Regions from separate parts of the Homo sapiens genome. Here region 1 is linked to region 2. The links are chromatin loops, found by intact Hi-C in ENCODE. Cell type or tissue: endothelial cell of umbilical vein. All regions are shown on one strand. Links, peaks and the distances in the headings refer to the core of each region. The heading gives the core; the rest is flanking DNA.

The links. Hi-C counts contacts between places; a loop is a spot of excess contacts. Peaks named below come from ENCODE experiments on the same cell type or tissue, not always from the same donor. Only the 100,000 strongest peaks of a DNase experiment are listed, where the experiment ranks them.
Region 1: it touches region 2 in a loop (4-fold over the local background); 15 of 110 quality-filtered maps call a loop at or near these places.

Annotation. Positions count from the first base shown.
Region 1 is chr12:53,607,326-53,623,435 of GRCh38, forward strand. All of the region lies in intron 1 of ATF7-NPFF (ATF7-NPFF readthrough), which reads right to left. The region is part of intron 1 of ATF7 (activating transcription factor 7); the gene reads right to left. Among named protein-coding and RNA genes, the nearest start is that of ATF7, 11 kb to the right of the region's middle. In endothelial cell of umbilical vein, for the core only: no CTCF peak of the experiment used is centred there; DNase peaks (open chromatin) are centred at 10,736 and 10,796; H3K27ac peaks cover 1,749 bases.
Region 2 is chr12:53,554,957-53,571,066 of GRCh38, forward strand. The region is part of intron 2 of ATF7-NPFF (ATF7-NPFF readthrough); the gene reads right to left. All of the region lies in intron 2 of ATF7 (activating transcription factor 7), which reads right to left. All of the region lies in intron 2 of LOC124902937 (a long non-coding RNA gene), which reads left to right. Among named protein-coding and RNA genes, the nearest start is that of ATF7-AS1, 49 kb to the left of the region's middle. RefSeq lists an enhancer at 14,100-14,669. In endothelial cell of umbilical vein, for the core only: no CTCF peak of the experiment used is centred there; DNase peaks (open chromatin) are centred at 5,665, 6,865 and 10,205; H3K27ac peaks cover 2,631 bases.

The sequences.
Region 1 (16,110 bases), core at 6,793-14,792, 55 kb after region 2:
AGTACTTTTGGGAGTACATATTTAGACGATCTTTCTGGAAGTCAATTTGGCAATATTTATATTAAATGTCTTAAAATGTTTTATATCCTTTGAACATTTCATTCTTCTTTCAGTCTCTCTATTCTAAGGATAAAACCAGACATGTGGACCATTTTTGCATTGAGCGTTTAACCACAGTCATCTTTATGACCAAAAAAGAACAGGAATTTAAACAAGAATGGATAAATATAAATTAAGGTACTGCCTTATAATAAACTATCTTTAAGTTATAAAAGAATAACATTTTGAAAACTAAAAATATGAGAAAATGCCGTATGTTAAATGGGAAAAAAAAACAGAATATAAAATTGTACATGCACCATAATTGTAAATCTACAGAAAAGCAAACAAAATAATAAGCATAGAAAAGATAAGGGAATTAACATCAAAATGTTGATAATGGTTATCTCTGGATAATGGCATCCTAGGTGATTCTATTTTCTTCCTTGTACTTTTAGTATTTTTCAAAGTCTCTACAATAATCACAGATTGCTTTTAGTAAATCAAAAAATTATAATGTAATCTAATAAGAAAAAAGAATGCAGATATGCATGATTGAAAAAAGTCTGAGTTGGCCAGGCGCAGTGGCTCACTCCTGTAATCCCAGCACTCTGGGAGGCCGAGGCGGGCAGATCACGAGGTCAAGAGATCGAGACCATCCTGGCCAACACGGTGAAACTCCATCTCTACTAAAAATACAAAAAAATTAGCTGGGTGTGGTGGTGCATGCCTGTAGTCCCAGCTACCCAGGAGGCTGAGGCAGAAGAATCACTTGAACCCAGGAGGCAGAGGTTGCAGTGAGCTGAGATTGTGCCACTGCGCTCCAGCCTGGTGATAGAACAAGACTCTGTCTCAAAAAAAAAAAAAAAAAAAGAAAGAAGTCTGAGTTTAAAAAAAGAGGTCCATATCTGCCTATTCTAAAGCACTAAACAGTATATTTAAAAATTATACAAAACTACTCATTTTCTAACTACAAAGAAACAGAACCAAGTGACAAATTAAGTTCAAAAAGGACCATAAAAAATTCTAAAGTTATAAACCGTTTCATATAGAAACAAACACGGTGGAAACTCGTTTATAAACACACAAGGTAAAACAGGCAATTCAAAATAGCTCCTCCTTTTGTTACCTTCCAGGACCCATTTTGAATGCTTCCTAACAACAATTATGCTTATATCAGACAATCAGAAATTGCCCCAACCATGCATCACAAAGGGAATATAGAGCTGAAACCAAGTTTAGCAGGTACCGAATACCTTTCAGCTCAGTACAAACTAGCTGAAAAACTTAGAAAGGTACCCAAACAGAGCTCTATGGGCTCTATTTCTTTATGATAATAAAAAAATTATATGCAAACAGCTCTCTTTTAAACACACAACTTCAGTTACCACGTTTCAGACTCTAAGATAATTTAGCTGCCATTAAGCAAAGAGTACAAATACGAGATCTTCGCCACAGCAGTCTCAACATTTTATATTCTCCCTAGGATACTCAGTGCTGCTCTGATTTCCATTACATCTAGCAAAGTGACTTAAGATTCCAGTTAACACATGAACTGTGAGACTATAATGCAGGTTATGGGAACCCCAGAAAACAAAGTAGACTACTCAAGTTTTACTAGGCAGTAGATTATTTAGGTATTAAAATTTCTCTTCATAGGCCAGGTGCCATGGCTCACACCTGTAATCCCAACACTTTAGGAGGCTGAGGTCAGAGGACAGCTTGAGGTCCGGAGTTCAAGACCAGTCTAGCCAACAAAGCAAGAGCCTGTTTCTTTTCTTTCTCTTTTTTCCTTTTTTTTTTTTTTGAGACAGGGTTCTGCTCTTGTTGCCCAGGCTGGAGTCCAATGGTGTGTTCTCAGCTCACCACAACCTCTGCCTTCCAGGTTCAAGCGATTCTCCTGCCTCAGCCTCCCAAGTAGCTGGGATTACAGGCATGCGCCACCACATGCAGCTAATTTTGTATTTTTAGTAGAGACGGGGTTTCTCCATGTTGGTCAGACTGGTCTCCAACTCCCGACCTCAGGTGATCTGCCCGCCTCAGCCTCCCAAAGTGCTGGGATTATAGGCATGAGCCACTCCGCCTGGCCACGAGACCCTGTTTCTTAAAAAAAAAAAAAAAAAATTAGCCATGCACAGTGGTGTGTGCCTGTAGTTCCAGCTACTCGGGAGCTCGGGAGACCGAGATGAGAGGATCCCTTGAGCCCAAGAGTTCAAGGTGGTAGTGAGCTATGATCACACCACGGCACTCCAGCCTGGGTGATAGACTGGGACTCTTAAAAAAAAAAAAAAAAGTTCATAAATTCTGGATTAATTTTCCATTGAATTATTTAGCATAATAATAGTTTAGCATATATTATCTCAATACTAAATCAAATGTCCCAAAAGGATATGCTGAAAGCATATATGTACCACTATAATCTTAAACTAATTAGCCTTATTGTTTTAAATGTTATGCTTTTTTTTTTTTTTAGACAGGGTCTTGCTCTGTCGCCCAGGCTGGAGTGCAGTGGTGTGATCTTGGCTTACTGCAACCTTTGCCTCCTGGGTTCAACAGATTCTCATGCCTCAGCCTCTTGAGTAGCTGGGACTATAGGCACGCACCACCACGCCCGGCTAATTTTTGTATTTTTAGTAGAGACGGGGTTTCACCATGTTAGCCAGGCTGGTTTCGAACTCCTGACCTCAAGTGATCCGCCCGCCTCGGCCTCCCAAAGTGCTGGGATTACAGGCGTGAGCCACCGTGCCCGGATTTTAGCCTTATTGTTTTATATTAGTGTTTTGTAAAGCACTTGCTAACAGACTGGAAAACTGAGGCAGAGAGTTACAAAATATATATAGACAAAAAAGGTCAAGGGGTTAAGGTCAGTCTGATCCTAGTTACCTGTTCTCATACATTCCAAACGAGATACAAAAATGGGCCAGGTGCAGTGGCTCACACCTGTAATCCCAGCACTTTGGGACGACGAGGCAGGTGGATCCCTTCAGGCCAGACGTTGAAGACCAGTCTGGCTAACATGGTGAAACCCTATCTCTACTAAAAATACAAAAATTAGCCGGGTGTCATGGCAGGCACCTGTAATCCCAGCTACTTGGGAGGGTGAGGTGGGAGAATCACTTGAACCCAGAAGGCGGAGGTTGCAGTGAGCTGAGATCACACCACTGCACTCCAGCCTGGGCAATAGAGTGAGACTCTGTCTCAAAAAAAAAAAAAAAAAAAGGTACAAGAATGGACACCACATCTATTTACAACCTCTAAAAAGTTGTCTACTTACAACTGAATCATGTTTTACCAACACTTCAGAGCGTAACAGGTACTGTTATATATGCTTATTATATATAAACATGTTACATATGCTTATTATATAAATAAATGTCCCGAAACATGAATTTGAGGGGCTACATGTTCTGGGGTATCATTTTATTTAGGAAAATTAAGTGATGCTCATAGTTTGTTTTTTATGGTGAGTTTTCTTGTTTGTTTGAGACAAGGTCTCGCTGTCACCCAGGCTGGAGTACAGTGGCATGATCACAGTTCACTACAGCCTCGACCTCCTAGTTCAAGTGATCCTCCTGTCTCGGCCTCTTGAGTAGCTGGGACTATAGGTGCACACCACCATGCCCAGCTCATTTTTTTTTTTTGTAGAGACAGGGGGTCTTGCCATGTAGCCCAGGCTGGTCTCAAAATTCCTGGGCTCAAGCGATCCTCCTGCCTTGGCCTCCCAAAGTTCTGGGATTACAAGGGTGAGCCATTGTACCCAGCTAATATTCACATTTTTAACATTAAGCATGTTTTATTGTAATTATTTTAAAATTCATTATCCAGGCTGGGTGTGGTGGCTCACACCTGTAATCCCGGCATTTTGGGAGGCCAAGGTGGGCAGATTACGAGGTCAGGAGATCGAGACACTCCTGGCCAAAATGGTGAAACCCCGTCTCTACCAAAAATACAAAAATTAGCTGGGCATGGTGGCACGTGCTCCGGAGGCTGAGGCAGGAGAATCGCTCAAACCAGGGAGTTGGAGGTTGCAGTGGGCCGAGATCACGCCACTGCACTCCAGCCTGGTGACAGAGCGAGACTCTATCGCAAAACAAACAAACAAACAAACAAAATTCTTAATCCAGTAATAGTATATATGATGAGTTAGCAAACTTCAACTCATGGGCAAAATTCAGCCTATCACCTATTTTTATATGGCCCACAAGCTAAGAGTAGTTTTTACATTTTTCTTTTCTTTTCTTTTTGAGACAGAGTCTCACTCTGTTGCCCAGGTTAGAGTGCAGTAACGGGATCTTGGCTCACTGCAACCTCTGCCTCCTGGGTTCAAGCAATTCTCATTCCTCAGCCTCCTGAATAGCTGAGATTACAGGCATGTGCCACCATGACCAGCTAATTGTTTTTCAATTTTTAGTAGAGACAGGTTTTCACTGTGTTGGCCAGGCTGGTCTCAAACTCCTGGCCTCAAGTGATCTGCCCACCTCAGCCTCCTAAACTGCTGGTATTACAGACATGAGCCACCACTTTCAGCCAGTTTTTACATTTTTTCAACGGTTGAAAAAAAATCGGAAAGAATATGTTGTGATATGTGAAAATTATAGGAAAACAGCTGCATTTTTGTTCTTATTTTTTGAGAAGGAGTCTCGCTCTGTCACCCAGGCTGGAGTGCAGTGGCACCATCTCAGCTCATTGCCACCTCCACCTCCTGGGTTCCAGCGATTCTCCCACCTCAGCCTCCCGAGCACCTGGGGCTACGGGCTCGCACCACCACACACAGCTAATTTTTGTATTTTTAGTAGAGACGGGGTTTCACCATAGTGGCTAGGCTGGTCTCGAACTCCTGACCTCAAGTGATCCTCCTGCCTTGACCTCCTAAAGTGCTGGAATTACAGGCATGAGCCACCGTGCCTGGCAGCTGCATTTTTCTTTTTCTTTTCTTTTTTAAGATGGAGTCTTTCTCTGTCACCCAGGCTGGAGTGCAGTGGCTCGATCTCGTCTCACTGCAACTTCCACCTCCCGGGTTCAAGCGATTCTCCTGAGTAGCTGGGACTACAGGCGTGTGCCATCACGCCCGGCTAATTTTTGTATTTTTAGTAGACATGGGGTTTCACCACATTGGCCAGAATGGTCTCAATCTCCTGACCTCGTGATCCACCCGCTTCAGCCTCCCAAAGTGCTGGGATTACAGGAGTGAGCCACCTTGCCCAACAGCTGCATTTTTCAAGGTTGGTGCTCTAAGACTACAGTTCTCAAAGTGGGCTCCAGGGATCCCTACAGATCTTTCAGGGGGTTCATGAAGGTTAAATCATTCATGAGTAAAAGATCTATTTAAACAGTAAGTTAGGCTGGGCAAGGTGGCTGGCTGGGCGCAGTAGCTCTCGCCTGTAATCCCAGCACTTTGGGAGGCTGAGGTGGGCAGATCACCTGCAGCCAGGAGTTCGAGACCAGCTTGGCCATCACTGTGAAACCCTGTCTCTACTAAAAATACAAAAATTAGTTGGGCATGGTAGCGCGCACCTGTAGTCCCTGCTACTCGGGAGGCTGAGGCACAAAAATCGCTTGAACCTGGGAGGCAGAGGTTGCAGTGAGCCAACCTCACAGCACTGCACTCCAGCCTGGACGACAGAGCGAGACTCTGTCTCAAGAAAAAAAAAAGGCAAGTGAGGCCAATGCATTTTTAAAAAATTTCCCAATGATAGCTATTTATCCTGAGCCAATGCATTTTAACATAGCAGTACTAAAAAGTTCACAGATGTGGTTTCAAATTCTATACCACAGCTAACCTTTATGAAACTATCACTTTTCAGATTTTGCTGTAGTATCAAAGAAGACTATATACAATTACCTGAAAATAATCCTTTCTTTTCCCATTACATCATTTTCTTCAAATACTTAAAATGACATATCTTAACAGATTGAATGCAGAAGCAGATATGAGAATCCAGCTTTTTTCTGGTTAGCCAGACATTAAAGAGATCTGAAGTTCTTCCCCCAAATTCTTTTTAAACAAAATAGTTATTTATGTTAACATGTAATGGGTTTGTTATTTTAAAGTAAATTAATAAATATTTTAAAAACTTATCTCATAATTGCTAATATGCTAAATATCAACAGATATAACCCAGATAAACAAATGCTCTTTGGAGTCCTCAATTATTATTTTATTTTATTTTTTCTGAGACAGGGTCTTACTCTGTTGCCCAAGCTGGAGTGCAGTGGCACAATCTCAGCTCATTGCAACCTCTGTCTCCCTGGCTCAAGTGATCCTCCTACCTAAGCCTCCTGAGTAGCTGGGACTACAGGAGTGCACCAACAAGCTCGGGTAATTTTTAAAATTTTTGTAAAGACAAGGTCTCACTATATTACCCAGGCTAGTCTCAAACTCCTGGACTCAAGCAATCCCCCCACCCCCACCTCAACCCCCCAAAGTGCTGGAATTACAGGTGTGAGCCACTAGGCCTGGCCCTCAATAATTTTTAAAAGTATTATGGGGTGAATTCCGAGACCAAAAAGTTTGAGATCCACTGCTTTAAGAAATACACAAGCAGTAGAGGGCCCTAGATTGATCAAACAGAAGGCTGAAATTAATTTCTGGATTTCAAGCTCAGACATGCAGAAACTGGCTTCAAAGAAAGGAGCCAGCTTAAATAGACCAAATAGTTTTGCAGCAAATGACTGAAAACAGATGAGAGTGAGAATTAGGCTGAATCATAAGTTAGGCAACACATAGCCAAAGCTTAGGAACCTACCTGGAAGCAGCTTCATACAGGCAACTACTTGAAGTTTTTTTTTAAGGCTTTCTAGGCTTTCAGAGGATTCCAGGACTATTTTGAGCTATCCCCAGAAAGGTTAATAAAGCAAAAACAAAGAAGCAACAACTTGCTAAAGTGACAGCAGGAAGCAAAGTTAGAAATAACTGGAGAACATTGTATTTATCTATGTTTGGCCTCAGTGTGCATTTTAGAAGTTGAAAAACTCCTGGAAACCAATAGGATGCTGAACAAAAACTAAACAAAAAATTTTAGTTTGTTCTGCCATTTTCAGATAAAGTATGATCCTCAAAACAATAAGCCAAAAGTAATCAACCCCAAAACACTGATCTTTTAAAATTACCTTTTAATTTAAAGGACCAATTTAAAATCTTAAACAGGCTGCAAAGAACAAAAAACCTGACAGGCTTTAATATTAAAGTATAAGATTGGTTCTGGATAGGAAATAGCTGCACTATCCCACAATGACAATCACTGAGACACTTAGAAGTTCTCAGGAAAAAATATTTATTTCCTAAGTCTGTCCACATATTTTCAACAGTGATCTATTTGGGGTTATTCCAATGCTCGCCAATTCACTCTCACCAGTCCTAAACATGTAAGTGTAAAGTATTACCAAACTACTATTGACCAAAACTTCAAAAAATAAGTTAAAGAAAATGGTGTTGGCTGGGCGTGGTGGCTCATGCCTGTAATCCCAGCACTTTGGGAGGCCAAGGCAGGCGGATCGCCTGAGGTCCGGAGTTCAAGACCAGCTTGGCCAGCATGGTGAAACCCTGTCTCTACTAAAAATACAAAATTAGCCAGGCATGGTGGCAGATGCCTATAATCTCAGCTACTCAGGAAGCTGAGGCAGGAGAATCACTTGAACCCAGGAGGCAGAGGTTGTGGTAAGCAGAAATCATGCCACTGCACTCTAGCCTGGGCAACACGGCAAGACGCCATCTCAAAAGAAAAGAAAAAAAAAAAGAGCTGGGTGCGGTGGCTCACGCCTGTAATCTCAACACTTTGGAAGACCGAGGCGGGCGGATCACAAGGTCAGGAGATTGAGACCATCCTGGCTAATATGGTGAAACCCCGTCTCTACTAAAAATACAAAAAAATTGGCCAGGCATGGTGGCGGGCGCCTGTAGTCCCAGCTACTCGGGAGGCTGAGGCAGAAGAATGGCATGAACCCGGGAGGCGAAGCTTGCAGTGAGCCGAGCTCGTGCCACTGCACTCCAGCCTGGGTGACAGAGCGAGACTCTGTCTCAAAAAAAAGAAAAGAAAAATAAAAAAGAAAATGCTGCTACAGGAGTCATGTTGGTACCAGAAATATGATGTTAAATAAAACCAACAAGGTGTTATTCAAGTTTGATAAAACTTAAATATTACTGGCAAGAAACTTGGTACCAACATGATTCATTTACAGTAATTACGTCACATTCAACAAATCATCCTGATTTTATAATATAGTTAGGGGCTGGATGCGATGGCTCACACCAGTAATCCCAACATTTTGGGAAGCTGAGGCAGAAGGATCCCTTGAGCCCAGGAGTTTTAGATCCCTGGGCAAGAGAGCAAAATCCTTTCTCTGCAAAATAATTAAAGATTGGCTGGATCGGAAGTGAGGGGGTGTGCGTCTGTAGTCCCAGCTACTTGGGAGGCTGAGGCAGGAGGACTGGAGGATCACTTGAGCTCAGGAGTTCAAGGCTGCCAGTGAGTTATGATCACGCCACTGCATTCCAGCCTGGGTGACAAACCCAGACCCATCTCTAAAAATAATGATAATAATAATGAGTCAGGCATATTCCTATTTCAAAAAGAATGGTTGTGCCCTATTTTTCAATCTGACAAAATGTTTTTTTCTTACTGCATGGTAATTTTAAGCCCTCCCCAAAAATTGACCGGTTTAGCACACAAACATTCCTCGTCTACTACAGCAAAAAGAAGCAATCTATCAGATCAGGAGAAAACAGTAAGGAATTCCACTCAAAGGAAGCAAGCTGGGTTTTGTGAGAAGGTGGGGCTGTGGCAAAACATGTGACCACAGATGTCCATGCCACAAGCTCATGAAATGACTTTCTAAGCTAAATCTTGGCTCCCGTTAGTTTACTTTTGGGTTTTTTTGAGCCAGGGTCTCACTCTGTTACCCAGGCTAGAGTGCAGTGGCGTGATGTCAGCTCACTGAAACCCCCGCCTCCCAGGCTCAAGTAATCCTCCCGCGTTGGCCTCCCAAGTAGCTAGGACTAAAGGCGTGCACCACCAAGCCCAGCTAATTTTAAAATTTTTTGTAGAGATGGGGTCTCCCTGTGTTGCTCAGGCTGGTCTCGAACTCCAAGCTCAAGCAATCTGCCCACCTCAGCCTCCCAAAGTGTTGGGATTACATGTGTGGGCCAACTCACCCAACCTACACTTTCATAGACTTTCATGATATTTATTAAGAAGAGATACAATATTGAAAAGAAAAAAAGAAACTTTATGCACATTCTGGTTTCAAATGTATGGGAACACTGAGGATTAAAATTGCCAAAAGATGAGAAAAGGCGTGGCCGGGTGCGGTGGCTCATTCCTGTAATCCCAGCACTTTGGAAGGCTGAGGCGGGTGGATTGCCTGAGCTCAGGAGTTCGAGACCAGCCTGGGCAACACAGTGAAACCCCATCTCTACTAAGATACCTAAAAAATTAGCCAGGTGTAGCAGCGTGTGCCTGTAATCCCAGCTACTCAGGAGGCTGAGGCAGGAGAACTGCTTGAACCTGGGAGGCGGAGATTGCAGTGAGCCGAGACCATGCCACTGTACTCCAGCCTAGGCAACAGAGAACGACTCTGTCTCCAAAAAAAAAAAAAAAAAGGTGAGAAAAAGCTAACAACCTGAAGTCAAGGGTTTGTAATGAGTTTTACTGTAAACTTATGTATTATTTCTTTCTTTGAGACAGGGTATCACTTTGTTGCCCAGGCTGGAGTGCAGTGCTGCAACCTGGGCTGGCTGCAAACTCTGCTTCCTGAGCTGAAGCAATCCTCCCGCTTCAGCCTCCCAAGTAGCTGGCGCTACAAACGCATGTCACCACACTCAGCTAATTTTTGTATTTTTTATAGAGACAGGGTTTTGTCATGTTGCCCAGGCTGGTCTCGAACTCCTGGGCCCAAGCCTCCCAAAGTGCTAGGATTATAGGTGTGAACTACTGTGCCCAACCAATGCTTATGTATTATGTCCTTCTTAAAACTACTATACTAGGCCAGGCACAGTGGCTCACACCTGTAATCCCAGCACTTGGGGAGGTCAAGGTGGGTGGATCATTTGAGGTCACGGGTGCGAGAGCAGCCTGGCCAACATGGTTGAAACCCCGTCTCTACTAAAAATACAAAAATTAGCCAAGCATAGTGGCAGGCAACTGTAATCCCAGCTACTCGGGAGGCTGAGGCAGAAGAATTGCTTGTAATCAGAAGCCGGAGGCTGCAGTGAGCCAAGATTGTGCCACTGCACTCCAGCCTGGGTGACAGAGCAAGACTATGTCTCAAAAAAAATTTTTTTAAATAATAATAAAAAAAAGACTACTATACTAACTCACCTTTGCTTTGGTTGGGAACCTTCGTTAAATGTTTGCCTACAAAATTTTAAAAGCTTATCTTTTTATACAAGTTTATCTTTTCATACAACCTTTCCTGAATTGTAACACTCATCCTTCATTTCCGAGGAAGTGATATAGCAAATACTTTCAAAATTGAATTGAATCTTGCCTCATTGTAAACAGGCAGTCAGTCCATTATACAGAAGACCAAAAAAAAAAAAAAAGTTTTTAAACAAAAGGACAAACAAGAGAAAGGAAGGAAACAAAATACTATGATTTAACAGGAACAAAACCCAACATTCTTTCAACACAAAGTGTCCACAAGGGAAATGTCGAAGAGAAAATGTCATGATAAAATATTTTTAAGATATAAAATGACTCCAATGCAAAATATTTGTTGTTGTTGATTTTTGTTTTGTTTTTAGCTCAAAGGAGTTATTATTTCTCGTCATTTATGTTCCTTACTTGTGTTTATCCATTCCCACTGGGTCGACAGAAACATTTCAATTTTATTTTCTTTACAGTCTATTTTTCTTCCTGATTCTTCAAGAGTAAGTTCCTTGATCTTAACTTCTATTTATGAAAGTTCTGGCCTGAAAAGAACCTTGAGGGGTTATCGAGTCCATCCTTCTGCTTTCCAGGAGAATTCATAACTAATGCTATCAGATGGATGAGAAGGTATCAAAAGAAAATGCATTGTTTCCCTGCCTAGTAGCATGCTAATTTAATATGCACATTCATTCACGATTTGCAATTTTTTAAAAACGAAAGTAAAAATTAAAATGCCAAAAGAGGAAGGTACTTAAAAAATGCATTTATCAGCTAAAATTGCTCAAACATAAATTCAACTGTCAGGTCTAAAATTAACAAGCAGGAAAAGTTGCTGCCTGCCAATGTAAAGTCTTTAGTCCCTAGAGATGTCTTCTGAAGTTGTATCTCATTTGTAGCACCCTTCACCTACAACACTTAGACCTGGCAAACTTAGACCATCCTTGCCAATAAACTACAATTATAAATGGCAATTGTGTGTGTGTGTGTGTGTTTATAGTTGGTATAGGTTTTTATTCCAAACAGAAAATGAAAAGTTAGGGTCGGACGCGATGGTTCTTGCCTGTAATCCCAGCACTTTGGGACGCTGAGGTAGGTGGATTGCCTGAGCTCAGGCGTTCGAGACCACCCTGAGCAACATGGTGAAACCCCATCTCTACTAAAACACAAAAAGTTAGCCGGGCGCAGTGGTGGGCACCTGTAGTCCCAGCTACTTGGGAGGCTGAGGCATGAGAATTGCTTGAACCTGGGAGGCAGAGGTTGCAGTGAGCCAAGACTGCACCACTGCACTCCAGCCTGGCTGACATAGCAAGACTCTGTCTCCAAAAAAAAAAAAAAAGAAGAAAATGAAAAGTTAGGTCTAAATTGGAGATGTCAACATTACAGGGAAACTACATAAAATTGTTTTCAGAGAGTAGTTTAATTCTTTCATTTCTAAGTTGAAATGTCCAGGGAATAAAGTTTTTTTCCTAAAAGAGTTTCCAAGGGCAGGTGGCTCACACTGTAAGCCCAGCACTTTGGGAGGCCCAGGTGGGCGCATCAACTGAGGCCAGGAGTTTGAGACCAGCCTGCAACATGGTGAAACCACGTCTCTACTAAAAATACAAAAATTAGCCAGGCGTGGTGGCATGTGCCTGCAGTCCCAGCTACTTGGGAGGCTGAGGGGGAGAACTCCTTGAACCCAGGAGGCAGAAGTTGCAGTGAGCTGAGATTACACCACTGCACTGCATCCTGGGAGACAGAGCGAGACTCCGTGTCAAAAAAAAAAAAAAAAAGAAAAAAAAAAGAAGAGTTTCCAAAACAAGCTGGGCATGGGGGCCCAGCCTGTAATTCCAGCACTTTGGGAGGCCAAAGCAGGCAGATCACCTGAACTTAGGAATTCAAGACCAGCCTAGGCAACATGGGAAACTCTGTCTCTACAAAAAATACAAAAATTAGATGGGCACGGTGGCGCACATCTGTAGTCCTAGCTACTCAGGAGGCGGAGGCAGGATAATCACTTGAGCCCAGGAGGCAGAGACTGCAGTGAGCCAAGATGGCGCCATTGCACTCCAGCCTGGGAGACAGAGGGAGACCCTGCCTCAGAAAAAAAAAAAAGTTTCCGAAACAGAATTTCATCTAATGTCAAAAAATCTGGCCAGGCACAGTAGCTCATGCGTGTAATCTCAGCACTTTGGGAGGCTAAGGCAGGAGGACTGTTTGAGCCCAGCAGTTCGAGACCAGCCTGGGAAACATGATGAGACCTCTACAAAAAATAAACAAAATTAGCCAGGCATGGTGGCATGAGCCTTTAGTCTCAGCTACTCAGGAGGCTGAGGTAGGAGGATGGCTTGAGCCTGGGAGACTGAAGCTGCAGTATGAGCCATGATTGTGCCACTGTACTCCAGTCTGGGCAACAGAGTAAGACCCTGTCTCAAAAAAAAACCATGGCCGAGCACGGTGGCTCACGCCTGTAATCCTAGCACTTTGGGAGGCCGAGGTAGGTGGATCACTTGAGGTCAGGAGTTCAAGACCAGCCTGGCCAACATGATGAAAACCCATATCTACTAAAAAAATACAAAAATTAGGCCGGGCGCGGTGGCTCACGCCTGTAATCCCAGCACTTTGGGAGGCCGAGGCGGGCGGATCACGAGGTCAGGAGATCGAGACCATCCTGGCTAAAACGGTGAAACCCCGTCTCTACTAAAAATACAAAAAATTAGCCGGGCGTAGTGGCGGGCGCCTGTAGTCCCAGCTACTTGGGAGGCTGAGGCAGGAGAATGGCGTGAACCCGGGAGGCGGAGCTTGCAGTGAGCCGAGATCCCGCCACTGCACTCCAGCCTGGGCGACAGAGCGAGACTCCGTCTCAAAAAAAAAAAAAAAAAAAAAAATACAAAAATTAGCCAGGTGTGGTGGCACATGCCTGTAATCCCAGCTACTTGGGAAGCTAAGGCCTGAGAATTGCTTGAACCTGGGCGGCAGAGGTTGCAGTAAGCCTGCCACTGCACTCTAGCCTGGGGAACACAGCGAGACTTCGTCTCAAAAAAAAAAAGAAAAAGAAAAAAACCACAACCAAAAGACAGTAACAAAATAACAACAAAAAATCCCTGCAACTATGAAGAAATATGGTTAATTTTCTATAATTATTTGAAAATGAAAAAAAAACAGGACTAGAAGTCTTGGAAATGGGAAAATTATAATTTTTTAAAATGTGGGGCAAGGGAGGTCGAGTACAGAAATCGTAGACTAGTGAAATATTATTTCTCAGAAAGATTCTAAATGAATTATTAAACAGATCACTTATGAACCACTGGCAAGTTATGCAGTGATCTATAAACAGTAGCATAAGATACCCAAACAGCAACTAATATGCAACTTCATTTTCTTTTTTGACAGGGTCACTAGCCTAGGAGTTCAGAGATGTCAGAGGCAGAATATACTGCATTTGGATTTCAACAAGATACCTCTTGCTATTTCATAGAAAATAAAGGTTAGATTATATAAAATGGCAGGTGGGATTCACAACTGAATTTTATCCAAAAGTTGACTAACAGGTTAATGTTAACATAATGATAGTCTACTCATGTTGTATAGCATTGTTCTACCCTTATACATGTTTACCAGTGACCTAAAACAAAAACACAGGTATCATGTTTATCAAATTTATCAATAATACAAACATATGAGAAATGGTCAAGAGGTGAAATGACATTATCAAGCTAAAACAACAAACCAAATTAACAAAATGATAATTACAGGGATAAATGTAAAGTTGTCAAAAAATCAACTACATGGCCGGCGCGGTGGCTCACGCCTGTAATCCTAGCACTTTGGGAGTTCAAGGTGGGTGGATCACTTAAAGTCAGGAGTTCGGGACCAGCCTAGCCAACATGGTGAAACCCCGTCTCTTCTAAAAATACAAAAAAAAAAAATTAGTTGGGTGTGGTGGTGCAGGCCTGTAATCCCAACTACTCTGGTGGCTGAGGCAGGAGAATCGCTTGAACCCGGGAGGCGGAGGTTGCAGTGAAACAAGATCGAGCCACTGTATTCCAGCCTGGGTGACAGAGCAAGACTCTGTCTCAAAAAAAAAAAAAAAAAAAAAATCAACTACACAAACTAATGTGATCTTAGGCTTTAAAAACAGAGGCATAGAGTGCAATAAAATAGAAGTTGTGATTCCCCCCGTAGTTTGTATTTATTAGATTATATCTGAGATGTTCAGACCTAGATGAGGAACCATAAACCACTCAGGTAACTAACTTGATGAAGAGCCTGATCTTTTATTTAAAATGTCACTTAAGAAATCGTACGGGCTGGGCTCAGTGGCTCATGCCTGTAATTCCAGCACTTTGGGAGGCCGAGGTAGGCGGATCACTTGAGGTCAAGAGTTCAAGACCAGCCTGGCCAAAATGGTGAAACCCCGTCTCTACTAAAAATACAAAAATTAGCTAGGCATGGATGGCGGGCACCTGTACTCCCAGCTACTCAGGAGGCTAAGGGACAAGAATCGCTTGAAACCGGAAGTTGGAGGTTGTAGTGAGCTGAGATCGCACCACTGCACTCCAGTCTGGGAAACACAGCAAGACTCCATCTCAAAAATAATAATAATAATAATAATAATAGAAATAGCTGGCCGGGCGTGGTGGCTCACACCTGTAATCCCAGCACTTTGAGAGGCCGAGGAGGGCAGATCACGTGGTCAGGATATTGAGACCATCCTGGCTAACACGGTGAAACTCCGTCTCTACTAAAAATACAAAAAATTAGTCAGGCATGGTGGCGGGCGCCTGCTAGTCCCAGCTACTCGGGAGGTTGAGGCAGGAGAATGGCGTGAACCTGGGAGGCGGGGCTTGCAGTGAGCTGAGATTGTGCCACTGCACTCCAGCCAGGGCAAAAGCGCGAGACTCTGCACTCCAGCCAGGGCAAAAGTGCGAAATTGCGTCTCAAAAAAAAAAAAAAAAATAGCTTAAAGAACTTGGGGTATTTACCCCAGAAGAGATGCCTCCTGTAATCCCAGCACTTTGAGAGACCAAGGTGGGGAGATGGCTTGAGCCTAGGAATTCCAGAAGAGCCTGGGCAATGCAGGGAGACCCAATCTCTACAAAAAATTTAAAAATTAGCCAGGCATGTTGGCATGCGCCTGTGGTCCCAGCTACTTGGAGGCTGGGAGGACTGCTTGAGGCCAAGAGTCCTAGTTACTCAGGAAGCTAGGACTAGAAGATAACTTTAGCCTAGGAGTTCGAGGTTACAATGATCTGTGATCACGTCACTTGCACTCTAGCCTGGGCAACATAGCGAGACCCTGTCTCTAAAAGAATGAAAGCGATAAGTGTCATGAAATACTTGAAGACTACCATGTTAACAAGGAACTAGATTTATTTATTGTGGCTTCAGATAACAGAGCTAAAGAGCTTCAGCACAATGTAAAAAATGTTCTAAAAGTAAAGCTCCAATAATGGAACAGGGTATCTGTGAAGTGGAGACTTTCTCCTTAGAGTATTCAAAAGTCAAAAGACCAACCGTCTTTTAACACATCATACCAACTCTGATGTGTTTTCACATATCATAAATTTATTTGATCCCTCCTAAAAAAACCTTAGGGGAAGGCAACATGTCAAAATGAGTAAATGTCAGAGAAGCTTAAAAATTATTTTCTTTGACATATTTTTAAAGAGACAGAAGACTTTTTCATGAACTCCAAAATCGTAGGACCATTTTCTGAGAAACC
Region 2 (16,110 bases), core at 3,789-11,788:
ACCAAGAACTTTAGTTTTCTCTATTGTTGGTAAACTCCAGGCACCATCTTTTTCAGTTACAGATGTTTCCGTAAGAAAAAAGTGGCCGGGAGTGGTGGCTCATGCTTGTAATCCCAGCACTGGGAGGCTGAGGCAGGTGGATCACCTGAGGTCAGGAGTTCGAGACCAGACTGGCCAACATGATGAAACCCCATCTCTACTAAAAATACAGAATTAGCCGGGCATGGTGGCACATGCCTATACTCCTAGCTACTCGGGGGGCTGGGGCTGAGGCAGGAGAATCGCTTGAACCAGGTAGACGGAGGTTGCAGTGAGCCGAGATTGCGCCATTGCACTCCAGCCTGGGCAACAACAGTGAAACTCCATCTCAAAAAAAAAAAAAGAGTGAGGGTTTGGGGGAAGGAGGGAATAGTGTATTAACCAGGGGTATGATATTTGTAGGTTAAACAAGTCACTGTAGAGGGTCTGGGATTGCCAGGTATTTGGTAAGAGGAAATAAGCAGAACCTAGTTTATAAAGAAGAAAATAATATAATTTTTTTTTTTTTTTTTTTTTTTTTTTTGTGAGACGGAGTCTCGCTCTGTTGCCCAGGCTGGAGTGCAGTGGTGCAATGGCACGATCTCAGCTCACTGCAACCTCCATCTCCCGAGTTCAAGTGATTCTCCTGCCCTAGCCTCCCAAGTAGCTGGGATTACAGGCATGCGTCACCACGCCCGGCTAATTTTGTATTTTTGATAGAGAAGGGGTTTCTACATGTTGGTCAGGCTGGTCTCGAATTCCCGACCTCAGGTGATCCGCCTGCCTTGACCTCCCAAAGTGCTAGAATTATAGGTGTGAGCCATCATGCCCCGTCTTTTTTTGTTTTGTTTTGTTTTTGAGACAGAGTTTTGCTCTTGTTGCCCAGGCTGGAGTCCAATGGCGCAATCTTGGCTCACTGCAACCTCCACCTCCCGGGTTCAAGCGATTCTCCTGTCTCAGCCTCCTGCATAGCTGGGATTACAGGTGCCTGCTACCACACTTGGCTAATTTTTGTATTTTTAGTACAGATGGGATTTCACCATGTTGGCCAAGCTGGTCTTGAACTCCCGACCTCAGGTGATCCACCCACCTCGACCTCCCAAAATGCTGGAATTACAGGTGTGAGCCACTGCACCCAGCCAAAAAATATAATTTTAAGGAGATATGACAAGTAGTAGCTTATGCAGGGCTGTAAGTTTTCAAAATGTACTTACGATGTTGGCCAGTGCAGTGGCCCGGCCTTTTTATCATATATTTTTGAAAACCGTATTATAATATCATTAATTTCTCTTGTAATCCTATGTATTTCATGAATTTAAAAATATTACTCTAGGCTGGGCATGGTGGCGCATACCTGTAACCCTAGCACATTGGGATGCCGAGGCAGGTGGATCGCTTGAGCGCAGGAGTTTGAGACCAGCCAGGGCAACATGGCAAAACCTATTTTTAATACAATTCTTATCTTATATGCCTAGGGGGAGAATAAAAGTTTACTGAAGCTTTCTGTCAAAGTGATCGCCAGGCCAGGTGCAGAATGGCTTGAACCCAGGAGGTGGAGGTTGCAGTGAGCCAAGATCGTGCCATTGCACTCCAATCTGGGCAACAAGAGCAAGACTCCATCTCAAAAAAACAACGAAAAAAACCAAAGTGATTGCTAATCTGGCTATGTTTTACATAGTCCTTATATTTTCTCTCACTTATTAAGAGTTAACACTTCAGAAATTCTCTAGGATACTCAGTCCCAGTTGTCCTATCCTTGGCCACAGCTGGGGTGAGTGGGCCTAAGCCAGGGGGCTGTGGGTGCTTGGTACGCCCTTACTCATGGCAAGGGAATGGTGGGATGGACCCCCATAAGAAAAAAAGAAATTCTCTAGATTAGTCATAAACTTCATTCATAGGAAACCATCCCTCTGAAAGCAATTTCTCAATTAAAATAGCTAAAATTATTATCATAGTATTTTTTTAATAAGATGGGATCTCATTATGTTGCCCAGGCTGTTCTTGAACTCCTGGGCTCAAATGAGTCTCCTGCCTCAGCTTCCTGAGTAGCTGGAACTACAGGTGCACACCATAGTGCCTGGCTAAAAATAGCTAAAGTGTTACTAAGTGATAAAAATCGTGACCTAAGTAAAAATATATTCTATTTAATTAAAATGGGTGAAGGGACTCCCCAAAATATTTCCTTTTTAAATTATTCCCCATTAAAAAATCTAGTTCCCTTATTTGTTTGTTTTCTTGTTTGTTTGAGACAGGGTCTTGCTCTGTTGCCCAGGCTGGAGTGCAGTGGCACGATCTTGGCTCATTGCAACCTCTGCCCTCCAGACTTACGCAATCCCCCCACCCCAGCCTCCCGAGTAGCTGGGACTACAGGCATGCACCACCATGTTCAGGCAATTTTTGTATTTTTTGTAGAGACAGGGTTTCACCATGTTGCCCAGGCTGGTCTTGAACTCCTGAGCCCAAGTGATCTGCCAGCCTTGGCTTTTCCAAGTGTGGAGATTTACAGGTGTGAGCCACCCTGCCCAGCCCCTCGTTTGTTAATACCCTTAAAGGATCTTCCTTTGTTCTTTGGCATTACCTATGTCTAAGGTTTTGGCAAATAGCCACTCACTCAGGGAACACACTTGCCCTCACTGTAGGGTAAATATAATAACCATCTCCAAGGCAGCAGAAGGCTTAATACAAAATCAGGACAGTTTCTCTCCTCTCCTTTATGCCAAGACTAATTTGCACCCCCATCTGAAGACTAAGATCATCTAGATCTGCACTATCTGATATGGTAGCGACTAGCCACACATAGCTATTGAGTACTTGCAATGTGGCTAGTCTGAATTGAAATGTACTGAAAATCAAAACACACACTGGATTTCAAAGACTTAGTAAAATATCTTGTTAATAATTTTTATGTTGATTACATGTCAAAATGATACTATTTTGGATATACCAGGTTAAATAAAATATATTATTACAATTAGTTCCACTTGTTTACTTTCACTTTTTAATGTAACTACTAGAAAATCAAAACTTACCTATGTGGCTCACGTTTGTGGTTTGCATTGTATTTCTTTTGGACAGCTCTAATCTAGATAATATGCTCCAAGATCCCACGGGAATTTTAATCATGTACCAATCTTAAATCTTCCTCCCTAAATCCATTTTCTTTAAATGCAGTTTAGAGTATGTGGCAGTGGTTCTCAACCAGAGGTAACTCTGTCCCCCATGGGACATTTGACAATGTTTGGAGACATTTTTGTTTGTCACAACTGGGAGGATGCTACTGGCCTCTAGAAGGTAGAGGCCTGAGATGCTGATAAATATTGTATGGTGCACAGGACAGCCTCCCAAAACAAAGAACTGCATAACTCAAAATATCAGTTGTGTTTGTTGAGAAACCCTGATACAGAGTAACAGGGGAAGAGAAAAAGAAATAAGAAAAAAAGCTGCTTTTTAGTTTCCTTTTCCAAACTGCCAACACATGTTTTTAGACCTGAAACTTGGAAGAAAAAAAGCACAGGCAAAAAACTTCCAGCCTCATTTTATAAAATGGCTGATGGACTCCAGATCTGCAAATACTTAGGATAGGAAAATTAGGAAGATGGAGACAGAAGGCACTGTATTTGGGAGAACAGACTGAATGGAATTCTCATGCACTGCCTTGTTAGTAACAAAAAGATAATATAGAAGAAGCTAATCAAAACAATTTTGGCTACTTTTGATTTTTACTCCCTTATGAAGAAAAAAAGTAGCAAGAAAGAAGATTCTTTTCATTTAAGAAATACTAAGAAGCATAAAATAGAATGTCAGGACTATGAGGAAGTCAATCTGAAAACTGATACTACCTCCAGAATGGACAGGGAAAGTACATTTCCTATTAACAATTAACTTTCCATGAGACATCTTTGGTAAAAACTCTTTCCATTTCTAGTAAGTTTTACTCTCACCTATCCTTCTGTAATAGGAGAATCTAGAATCTCTCCTCCTCACAAACTTACTAAATGAACAGAGCTAAGTAAAGAGTTAGGATGGGCTGGGCGCAGTGGCTCACACCTGTAACCCCAACACTCTGGGAGGCCGAGGTTGGAGGATGGCTTGAGCCCAAGAGTTCAAGACCAGCCTGGGCAACATCGTTAAGACCTTGTCTCTATTTAAAAAAAAAAAAAAAGGAATGGCCTGAAGAACACAGATGGTGGAAACTGTAAATAAGGAATAAATCTCAATGAATAAAGTCTTAAGATTTTTTTACTTTTTTCTTTTTCTTTTTTCTTTTTTTTAGAGATGGGGGTCCCATTACGTTGCCCAGCTGGTCTCAAACTCGTGGGCTCAAAAGCAGTCCTCCTGCCTCAGCCTTCCAAAGTGCTGGGATTACAGGCATGAGCCACCATGCCTGGCCCTTTAAGACTGAGGTATAAAATACAGAAAATGGGCTGGGTGCAGTGGCTCACATCCTTAATCCCAGCACTTTGGGAGGCAGAGGTGGGCAGATCACTTGAGGTCAGGAGATCGAGACCAGCCTGGCCAACACGGTGAAACCCTGTCTCTACAAGAAATACAAAAATCAGCTGCGTGTGGAGGCGCGTGCCTGTAGTCCCAGCTACTCGGGAGGCTGAGGCACGAGAATCACTTGAACCTGGGAGGCAGAGGTTGCAGTGAGCCAAGATCATGCCACTGCACTCCAGCCTGGGTGACAGAGTGAGACTCCATCTCAAAAAAAAAAAAAAAAAAGCAAAAATCCTTAGTGTACATCTCAATGAATTTTTAATTTTTAAATTTGCATAAACCTGTGTAATCACTACCCAGTTCAAGGCATGAAACATTTCAGACATCACTGAAGCCTCCCATATATTCCTGTTTTCTTAAGCTTTTAAGTGAAATAATTATATAAAACAGTACAGTACCTTGGACACAGCACATATTCAACTAGTTCCCTCCTCTTTACTTTTTTAAAATTTTACTTATTTATTTATTGAGATGGAGTTTCGCTCTTGTTGCCCAGGCTGGAGTGCAATGGTGTGATCTCGGCTCACCGCAACCTCCGCCTCCTGGGTTCAAGTGATTCTTCTGCCTCAGCCTCCCAAGTAGCTGGAATTACAGGCACCTGCCACCACACCCGGCTAATTTTTTGTGTTTTTAGTAGAGACAGGGTTTCACCATGTTGGCCAGGTTGGTCTTGAACTCCTGACCTCATGATCCACCCGCCTTGGCCTCCTAAAGTGCTGGGATTACAGGCATGAGCCACCGCACCCGGCCTCCTCTTTACTTTTTTAAATTTCAAGAGAGACAGGTATTATAGTAAAAAAGTGACTTTTTTTTTTTGCAGGATAATTCTAAACAAGTAAATGCCTAGAGATACTGCAGTTCTTTTCCTAACCTCATTTAACCTATTCTCTAGACGTATTTTGAAATAGCAGCACTGAACAGACCCGAAAAGAAGGCTCAGAGCAAATGAGACGTAAGGCCAAACTAAAACTAAATTTTTGGCTTTTGACTCTGAGCCAGGCACAAGCATACGGGGATTAGGAATCTAACAGTTTCAAGCTAACTCCTTGGTAAAGCATTGTGACCAATGAAATTTCTCTGCAATATGCACTCAACTCCTAGCCAGATACATTCCTGAAATGTTGCTTTTGGCCACCACAGCACCCGTTTTCATGAGGATTTGCCTCACATTTAAAAACGCTCTTAATATCCTGACCTATGATGAATTCATGTCCCTTTCCTTGTTTTAGAAGAGTAGACTGGGGTAAGAAGACAATCAGAACTCTTTAGTTATTAGGAAATGAGCCCTGAGTGTGTAAACTATCAAGAAATAATACAAGGAACTGAGTTTACATTTGTGATAGTCTGAAAAGTAATTTATGCTGAAACCTAACTACCCCTTTTCTCCAAAGTTTCTGGGTTTGGCAGTACTTCATGGACAGAATTGCTTTCTTTTAATTCAGTATCTATACTTGGGCTTGGTTTTTTCTTTTCTTTCTTTTTTTTTTTTTTTTACACAGGGTCTCACTCTGTAGCTCAGGCTGGAGTGCAGTGATGTGATCTTAGATCACTGTAACCTCAAACTCTTAGACTCAAGCAATCTTCCCACCTCAGCCTACCAAGTAGCTGGGACTACAGGTTCGCACCACCATGGGCTATTGTTTTGTTTACTTTAGAGATGGGGTGTTGCTATGTTGCCCAGGCTGACTGCAAACTCTTGGCCTCAAGTGATCATCCCACCTCAGCCTTCCAAAGAGCTGGGTTTATCTGCACCCATATACTTGGGGGCGTATTTTGATGAAAGGAAATAGTATGAAAAAGTCACAGAAGACAGCACCACTGCACTCCAGCCTGGTCAACAGAGTAAGACTGTCTCTTTAAAAAAAAAAAAAAAAAAAGTCATAGAAAACTTGAGAAAAACTATGAGGAGTAAGTTCTAGAATAGTGATGCTGGTGCTGAGCAGGTGAAGGAAGAAATAACTGATCTTTTTTTTGAACACTATTTAATTAATCACTTCAAGTGATCACATATTCTGAAAGAAGAAACTGGAAGATCTGTAAAAGTCTTGACAAGGCTTCTTGCCCTCACTGCAGTGCTTCTGTTCCCAATGTCAGACATCATTTAAGTTTGGGAAAGCAGGGAAAGGGAGAAGAAGGAAGGGATTAAATACACACATACTTCAAACCAAACATAACTTTCATTTCTACCTTGGTCAATCCTAGGCTCCTGCTCTCTACTTCAAGATGTTTAGCCAATGATGGGAAATAAATAAATAAAAGGAAAAAAAAGATGCTACTGTTTGCTATGTGAGTCACACATCCTGCTTTGAATGTTTCATGGCTCTTAAATGAATCATTTCAAAGTACAGGATTGTTCAACAAATAAAATACAACCACAGCAACAGTAGCTCATATGCTGCATGTGTGAGCGACATAATTTATAGAGGAAAAACAAGAACAGAAAACTTTCCCCCAAAATACTCAAAGATAAAATGTTGTCAGGGGAATGAAGGAGGACAAACTAAACAGAGGAGCGGGGACAACCCACCAAACTGTACCTAAGGTAAATTCATTTGTCTATGGATTGAGGAATTTTCTGTTTTGGGAAGGCTGTTGGAATATCTTAAAGATTCTGGCAGCTTAACAAATAAGTCCACTGTATAAAGAAAAGGAATTTTGAAAGCAGAGATATTATTTGATAGTTGGTCTAGCTGCCATGCTGCTGCTACAATGTAAGCTCCTCAAGAACAAGGATCTCTCCATTTGCTTGTTCATGGACAAATCCCAAGCACCTAGAACGGTATCTGTACACAGTAGGTGCTTAATATTTGTTGAATAAATGCCAACTAGCACGTCTCACTAAAGTGCTACAAAGCAACCCCAACCTACAAAACTTTTGCCCATGTAGGCCGGGCACGGTGGCTCACGCCTGTAATCCCAGCACTTTGAGAGGCCGAGGCGGGCAGATCACCTGAGGTCAGGAATTCAAGACCAGCCTGGCCAACATGGTGAAACCCCGTCTCTACTTAAAAAATACAAAAAATTAGCTGGGTGTGGTGGTACGCACCTGTAATCCCAGCTACTCGGGAGGCTGAGGCAGGAGAATCACTTGAACCCAGAAGGCCGGTGAGCCGAGATTGTGCCACTGCACTCCAGCCTGGGGGACAAGAGCGAAACTTCATCTCAAAAAAAAAAAAATTTTTTTTTGCCCATGTGTGCAATGGTGGGACAATTTTCATCATCCATATCCAAAAGGAGAGTTGGTATCTATCTTAAACACCAGCTTTTTCCTACGGAACCAGAGGCTGGGCCCAGTCAGGACCAAGAATACCCTAATGCAAGGATGCAAGAAGATCAGAGTAAGAAACAAATAGAATTTCAAAAATTGTAACCACAGGAAAAAGACAAAATGGCAGCAATGGGGATTTAAATCATTAGGAAGGATTTGACTCTTGGGGGTGGGGTGGGTTTGAAATCATTCCCAAAGGAGATTTTAAAGGAATGTAAAATACATTACCTTTCTGTCCTCTTGTCCTTGTTTATGATTTTATTTTCTGCTATTCTTCTACTAACACTTTCTACCCAGGTCAGTCTCTTACTGATCTGCGAAGTCTATTTATTTTCAATTTTGTGCCTCCACACACATTCCCATATTCCTTGAAATGTGTTCCTCTCTCCATTGTTTACTGGAATACTACCATTTTTCTAGGCCCAGCTGAAATCCAATAGCTTTTTGAAAGCTTCTCTAATGACTCCAATCTTCAGTGATCTATCTTTCTTGAACTTGTATAGTATTCAAATGGAAATTTATTTATATAATTATACATATAGAATTTTAGTCTATATGGTCTCACAATTTTTATCTTTTTAAAGTAGACTGTATGGGCAGGCGCAGTGGCTCACACCTGTAATCCCAGCACTCTGGGAGGCTGAGGCGGGAGAATTGCTTGACCCCAAGAGTTTGAGACCAGTCTGGGCAACAAGGTGAAACCCCACCTCTACCGAAAAGAAAAAAAAAAAATTAGCCAGGTGTGGTGGTGTGTGCCTGTAGTCCCAACTAGGAAGGCTGAGGTGGGAGGGATCACTTGAACTGGAGGCAGAGGTTGCAGTGAGCCAAGATTGTGCCATCGCACTCCAGCCTGGGCAACAGAACAAGGATGTCTCAAACAAAGTAGACTGTAAACTACTAGAGGGTTAAAAACATGTCTCACACTTATTTTTTATCCTTTTCACCTGCCCCACCTCTGGGCTTGCCCAGTTTGGCACTCAATAAATTATTGCTTCAGTGATTGGGTAAAGTTTTATATAGTGACATAAGAGTAACTGTTGAAAAGCTTTATCACTCTTGGATTCTCAGACCTTAACATGGCACACTTTCAGAAAGATCTGATGGCTTTCCAACTCCATTTGCAAAGTAAATTTCACTGTTCAAATCAGTGAGAATTAGTGTATCCTCTTGCCTACTTTTTTTGATACCAGATTCCCTTTATTACAGAAAGGCACCTAAGACAATTACAGTATGCTAGAGTTATACTGCTGTTGTATGAAAGGACACTGGTGCCATGGTCTTTGTGGGTCAATTCACTTTCTTAGGGTATCTGATTCCAGCACTGAATTTTATTACCAATTAAAATGTCCTGTGAGGCCAGATACAGTGGCTTATGCCTGTAATCCAGCACTTTGGGAGGCTGAGGTGGGCAGATCACTTGAGGCTAGGCGTTTGAGACCAGCCTGGCCAACATGGCAAAACCCTGTCTCTACTAAAAATATAAAAATTAGCTGGACATGGTGGTGCATGCCTGATAATCCCAGTTACTTGGGTGGCTGAGGCACAAGAATCACCTGAACCCAGGAAGTGGAGGGTGCAGTGAGCTGAGATCACACAACTGCATTCCAGCCTGGGCGACAGAGCAAGACTCTGTTTCAAAATATAAACTAAACTCAACTAAAATACCTTGTGCAAAAAAATGTGAATTTACAAGCCATTCCCTTTTAAGTTCCTTCTTCAATCCCCAAACCACTAGTGGTAATTTTAACCACATCCTTTTGAGCATTTTCTTTTAAGATCTCAATTATTTGAATTTTACAGGCAGAATATGAGCATATGAGCATCTCATAGGTGTCAAACAGTGTCAAGAACTGGATTCCTCCTTTAAAAAATCGTACACTCCAGTATCTGACAAAAGGAAAAGTATGTTACAATTAAATCAACAAGCTAGTTAGAGGGGAACAGAAAAAGAATTTTAAACCCATAGTCAACACTGAGTTGTTGGGTCTTCATCGTTATGATCTGGGTTTAATAGCAATGCATTATTATTCTACATCAAACTTGTCCAACCTTTGGCCTGCAGACCACATGCAGCCCGGAATGGCTTTCAACATGGCCCAACATAAATTCGTAAGCTTTCTTAAAACATTATCAGATTTTTTGGCGATTTTTTTTTTGTTTAGTTCATCAGCTATTGTTGGCGTTAGTATATTTTTATGTGTGGCCCAAGACAATTCTTCTTCCAATGTGGCCCAGGGAAGCCAAAAGATTGTACACCTCTGTTTTACATTATACAGACCAATGGTATAACTATTCCTCTAAGTACCTAAGTTTTAAGCCCTCAGCCATACTGCAATACTTGCTTCTATTTTGGTTCCTTGTTCCTTCCTCCTGACAAATGTGAAAATTCATGAGCCCCATGGGTCAAGTCTTCTGCCAAGTAAGTTGCAGGTGCCCAATAAATCACAGCAAAAAGGAAACTGAGCTCCAAAGGTCATTTAGGCCAACTCCATCAGGGATTGGGCAATGTAGGAAAGAGGGTGGTAAATATAATTTCTTACCAGTTTGGGTTAAAAAAGATTAGTTTTTTTTTTTCAAATGTTACTTATTATTTGATGGGATTGAGAAATACAACCTCATCATAGGTATAGATATACTTAGCCAAAGTCCTGGTCATCTCAGTTTCTGCTATGTGATTCCTAAACACCATAGTCAAGCAGAAAGTATAATTCTTTGCTCTTTCTTCTCTCACACTCTCTTTTTCTGGGCGGGGGCGGGGGGGAGGGGGGCAGGGGGCAGAGTCTTACTTCATCACCCAGACTGGAGTATAGTGGCATGATATTGGCTAACTGCAACCTCTGCCTCCCAGGTTCAAGTGATTCTCGTACTTCGGCCTCCTGAGTAGCTGGGATTACAGGTGTGTGCTACCACACCCGGATAATTTTTATAGTTTTAGTAGAGATGGGGTTTCACCATATTGGCCAGGCTGGTCTCAAACTCCTAACCTCAAGTGATCCACCTGCCTCAGCTTCCCAAAGTGCTGGGATTACAGGTGTGAGCCCCTGTGCCTGGCCCCCTTCTCTTTTTAATAGTACTCTCTTATGACTTTTTTCAATAAGGCTATTGTATCAGCCTGTTCTCTCGCTGCTAATAACGACATACCCAAGACTGGGTAATTTATAAAGGAAAGAGGTTTTATGGACTCACAGTTCCACATGGCTGGGGAGGTCTCACAATCATGGCGGGAGGCAAAGGAGAAGCAGAGTCACATCTTACATGGCAGTAGGCAAGAAGAGCATGTGCAGGGGAACTCCCCTTTATAAAACCATCAGATCTAGTGAGATTTATTCACTATCAATGAGAGCAGCATGGGAAAAACCTGCCCCTCATGATTCAATTACTTCCCATTAGGTCCCTCCCACAATACATGGGGATTATTACAATTCAAGGTGAGATTTAGGAGAGGATACAGCCAAAGTATATCAGCTATAAACTATAAACTATCAGTCCTGAGAAGACTGTTGTCAATTAATGCCTTGTATAACTGGATTGCTCAGGAGAAGGGAGAGTAAGGCAGTGAAAGGGAAGGGGCAATAGGTTTGAGGAAGACATTATTGGTTTCTTAACCCAACCCCCATTTTTCAACCATTTTCTCTTGCTTGCCTCACTATAAAGGCTGAAAAGCAAGATATTCCTTTTTCCTATGCAGCTGGTATTAAACCTGTCACACAGTTCAGGCCAATAAGACAATGAAATCCACCGTGGTGGGGGTGGAGGATGGCACTTCTGATGTAAGGCTTTTGTCTCCTTATAAAAGGGAAAGCCAGAACAAGAGAGTTCCTGATGCTACCTGCCCCTTATTTCTTTCCCATCCTCTGATAGTGAGGCAACAGGAATGAGGATTAAAAGGTAAAAGCTAAAAATGGTACAGCAGAGAGAAAGAACCTAGGTCCTTGATAAACTTGCTTAGCTGCTGAAACAGTCCTAATTCTGGACACCTTGTGTTATAAATGTTGACACAGTTTTTTTTTGTTTTTGTTTTTGCTTTGTTTTGAGATGCAGTCTTGCTCTCTTGCCCAGGCTGCAGTGCAATGGCATGATCTTGGCTCACTGCAACCTCTGCCTCCCGGGTTCAAGCAATTCTCCTGCCTCAGCCTCCTGAGTAGCTGGGATTACAGACACACGCCACCATGCCCAGCTAATTTTTGTATTTTTAGTACAGATGGGGTTTCACCATCTTGGTCAGGCTAGTCTCGAACTCCTGACCTTGTGATCCGCCCGCCTCTGCCTCCCTAAGTGCTGGGATTACAGGCGTGAGCCATTGCGCCCAGCCTGTGTTCACACAGTTTTAAGCTACTGTTAGGTATTTGCATCTGAAACCATTCCTAACCAATATACGATTTTCAATATGTATAGATTCTACTTCATTTTCTATCTAAGGAACTTAGAAATGGAATATACAAGAAATTATTTTATTCTACATCTTCATGAATATTTATCAGTTGTATCCTAATGCTGAATTCTGTTTTCTTTTTCACATAATATACCAAATAAATTCCATCTCATCACCACCTATTGCCTCAAGCTTCCTTAGAAACAATGGCTATACACTGGGCTTTTAGGAAGAACAAGATGGTAAGAGAGTGGCACCTTACAATGCTGCTTTGGAAACTGGGGCAGTTAAAGATCACTCCTCACTAAAGAATGGAGTTTTAGACTGGAGCAGCATGTTTTCTTATTTCTCGCTGCCCCTCTTCCTCAATACCCAGTGTTTGGCTTTTTATCAAACTCCAGGGCACTCTTGGGAACTACGCTTAAGAATTAACAAGGATAGATCCATTATCTTTCCTTAGATGGCAGCTACTTACTTGGATGGGTTAAATGCTCAACAAACTTTAAAGGACCAGTGCCTAGGAGGCAGAGAAATCCCAGCAGCAATTCAGCCAGGCCTGGTCCTATGTCAGTTACATGGCTAATTGCTTTCTCCACAGCTCTTGCCTAATGGTAGACCTTTTAGTATTCTCCTATCCAGATGTAGCCACTTAGCTGGGGTACCATTAAAGTCCCCAAAGGGATAACTGTAGTTCTTAACAAAGCAAGAAAAGGTTATTTTAAAATCAAAATAATTATCACACAGCCCTATTAAGTTCTTGTTGACATTATACATTTCTATTTTTCAATCTCATCTCTCTCCCCAAATTCTTATTAGGATGTTATGAGGTACAAAATCCTTGAAAAACGTATCAAATACTTTTATCTTCTAATTTGCTACACATTAAGTGTTACAATTTCTGGATCTCACAAATGGGTGGGAAGGACAAAGTTACAGAGTGAAAAGTATGAACCTACTACATTGTGGTTTGGCTTGAGCTGCTGAAAATTTCACTGTGGAAAAACTATACTGTAAATACTTCCTGATAATACAGGAGTTTTAAAATTTTGAATGCTTACAATGCATTCAGAGTAGAGCACATACAAGTCAGTACTGAGACCACAATAACAAAAACCCTGCCCTGATCTTTAAGGCCTTATGCAGTTTAGTACTGTAACAGTCAAGCCAAAAGAAAATATATAACTGGAAGGTGAGGAGGGGGAGAGAACCAATGAGCGTGCTCACATGCACTCGTCTCTAAAACCGTCTCTAAACTTGGTTCAAGTTTACAAGGAGATTACGCACACACACTCTCTCTCTCTCTTTCTCTCTCTCTCCTTCCCTCACTTTAAAATAATACCAAAATACAGTATTAAGCTTTTGTTTTAAACAAGCTATCAAAGCTTACAGGCCCAGGGACTCGGAAACCACAGAAGAGGTTGCAGCCTGGTAAAGAAATAGGCAACGATAAAGGCTCAAATAGTTTGGCAGGTCTTCTATATAAACCATAAACTGGTCAAGTGCTCTAATTCTGCCCTGCTATCTTAATTTAATGCAGCAAAAAATTCTTACCATAATTTGTTGACATATTCATCTGATTATCTTTGTGTCTAACCAGGAAAGCTCTGATAAGCTATCTTTAGTTTTACAAAGTCAGGCAAATGGAAAACTTCAATTTTGGATGTTTACTTTCTAACCATAAGTGATATTTTTTAGAATGCTGGCCACAGACTAGAGGTCTACACTCAAAGAAGGCAGGCAGGCAGGTAGGGGCAAAGAATGAAATTGCAGCTAAGCACTGTGGCTCATGCTGGTAATCCCAGCTACTTGGGAGGCTGAGGCAGGAGGATCACCTGAGGAATTTGAGACAAGCCTGGGCAATATATATTGAAATCCTGTCTCTTAAAAAATTTAAAGAGTAGCCAGGCATGGTGGCACATGCCTGTAGTCCCAGCTACTTGGGAGGCTGAGAAAGAGAGAGAGAGAAAGGAGGTTCCCTTGAGCCCAGGTGTTTGAAGCTGCAGTAAGCTATGATTGTGCCACTGCACTCCGGCCTGGGCGACAGAGGAGGGCTCCATGTCTCTTAAAAAAAATAAAAAATAAAAAAGGAATCTACACTGCCTATCAGTAACACTTATCCACATACTTCTAGACAGTCATAGTGATCCAACACAGAAGAACAGCAGCAGCTGGGGAAATTGTCTTGTTCCTGTCTCATCTCCTGCTGCTCTCCATCACAGTACTAAACTACTTGCATTTTTTCTAAACACATCATGCTGTTTCATTCTCTTGCATCTGCTATTCTCTTATATGTGGAATGTTCTTCTCTACTTTCTCTGGGAAACTTCTATTTACCTTTCAAAACCTGTTAAAGCATCATTTCCTCCAGGAAGCCTTCTCTGATGTTTACCAGAATTCTCAGTACTTGCAAATATTTACATTATTATATTTATCATATTAGAATGTAATTACATTTTCATGTGTCTGACTCCCCTATAAGGCAGTGAATACTTTCATGTCTTATACATCTCTCTGTCACTAGTACCTAGCATGGTGTTTGGCACATTGTAGATGTTCAAATTTTTTTTTAATTTTTTTTTTTGAGATGGAGTCTCGCTCTGTCGCCCAGGCTGGAGTGCAGTGGTGCAATCTCAGCTTACTGCAACCTACCTCCGCCTCCCTCGTTCAAAGGATTCTCCTGCCTCAGCCTCCTCAGTAGCTAGGACCACAAGCATGTGCCACCATGCCCGGCTAACTTTTGTATTTTTGGTAGAGACGGGGTTTCACCATATTGGCCAGGCTGGTCTGGAACTCCTGACCTTGTGATCTGCCTGCCTTGGCCTCCCAAAGTGCAGGGATTACAGGTGTGAGCCACCGCGCCTGGCCATTCAAATATTTTTTATTGAGCTGAACCCACAGAGGCTTATGAAGGTCTGATTGAATTGAGAAAATTATTCATGGACTGATTTCTGGAAACCTGACCTCAGGCTTCCTCAAGGTTAGAGATACCAGGCAGATACATAAAGAATAAAATCAAATGCCTTGATCTTATTTTTACAAAGGATTTGTGTGCACTAAGTCTCTCACCAGAGACATTTGGGAAAACCCATGTTCAATTTTTGATTACGGTCTAAAATGATAACAAATTGTTCCAATTATATAGAACCTGCCACTCCATTATATCATAATGTAGACAAACCAGGAAGTGCTAATGGGATCCTATTAACCTTCATATCACATTACAACAGCCTAGGGGAAGAGAGGAGAGAAAGGAAAATACAAAGGCCATTAAAAATACTGATGGGTGTCAGGCAGGGGCTAAGAGGTTGGAACTTCCAGTCCTCACCTCTAGGTAACAACTCACTACAGTATAGCAAATGCAGATTTCAACCATAGTATAGTAGGCCGGTAATGCCTCCAGTATAGACCTGTCCTGCCAAAATACAACATACCAGGTGGCTTAAACAGAACTTTATTATCTCTCAGTTCTGGAGGCCAGAGGTGTTACCAGGGTTGGTTTCTTCTGAAGGATGTCAGCAAGAATGTGTTTCATGTCTCTCCTAGCTTCTGGCTTGCTGGCAGTCTTTGGCATTCCTTGACTTGTGGCAGCATAAATCCAACCTTCACATAGTGTTCTCCTGTGTGCGTGTGTGTGTGTGTGTGTGTGTGTGTGTGTGTGTGTGTGTATGTCCAATTTCCTCTTTTTATAGGACACCAGTCATATTGGAGTAGGGGCCCACCTTACTTCAGTATGACCTCATATTAACTAATGCCATCTGCAATGACCCTGTTTCCAAATAAGGTCACATTTTAAGGTACCTGGGGTTAAGACTTCACCATAAAAATTCAATTCAATCCATAACAGCTCACAAAGATATATCAATGTTCTAATTCTTAGAAGCTGTGAATGTTACCTTATATGGTGATTAAATTAAGGGCTTTGAGATGAGGGGATTATCCAGATGGGCCCTCAATG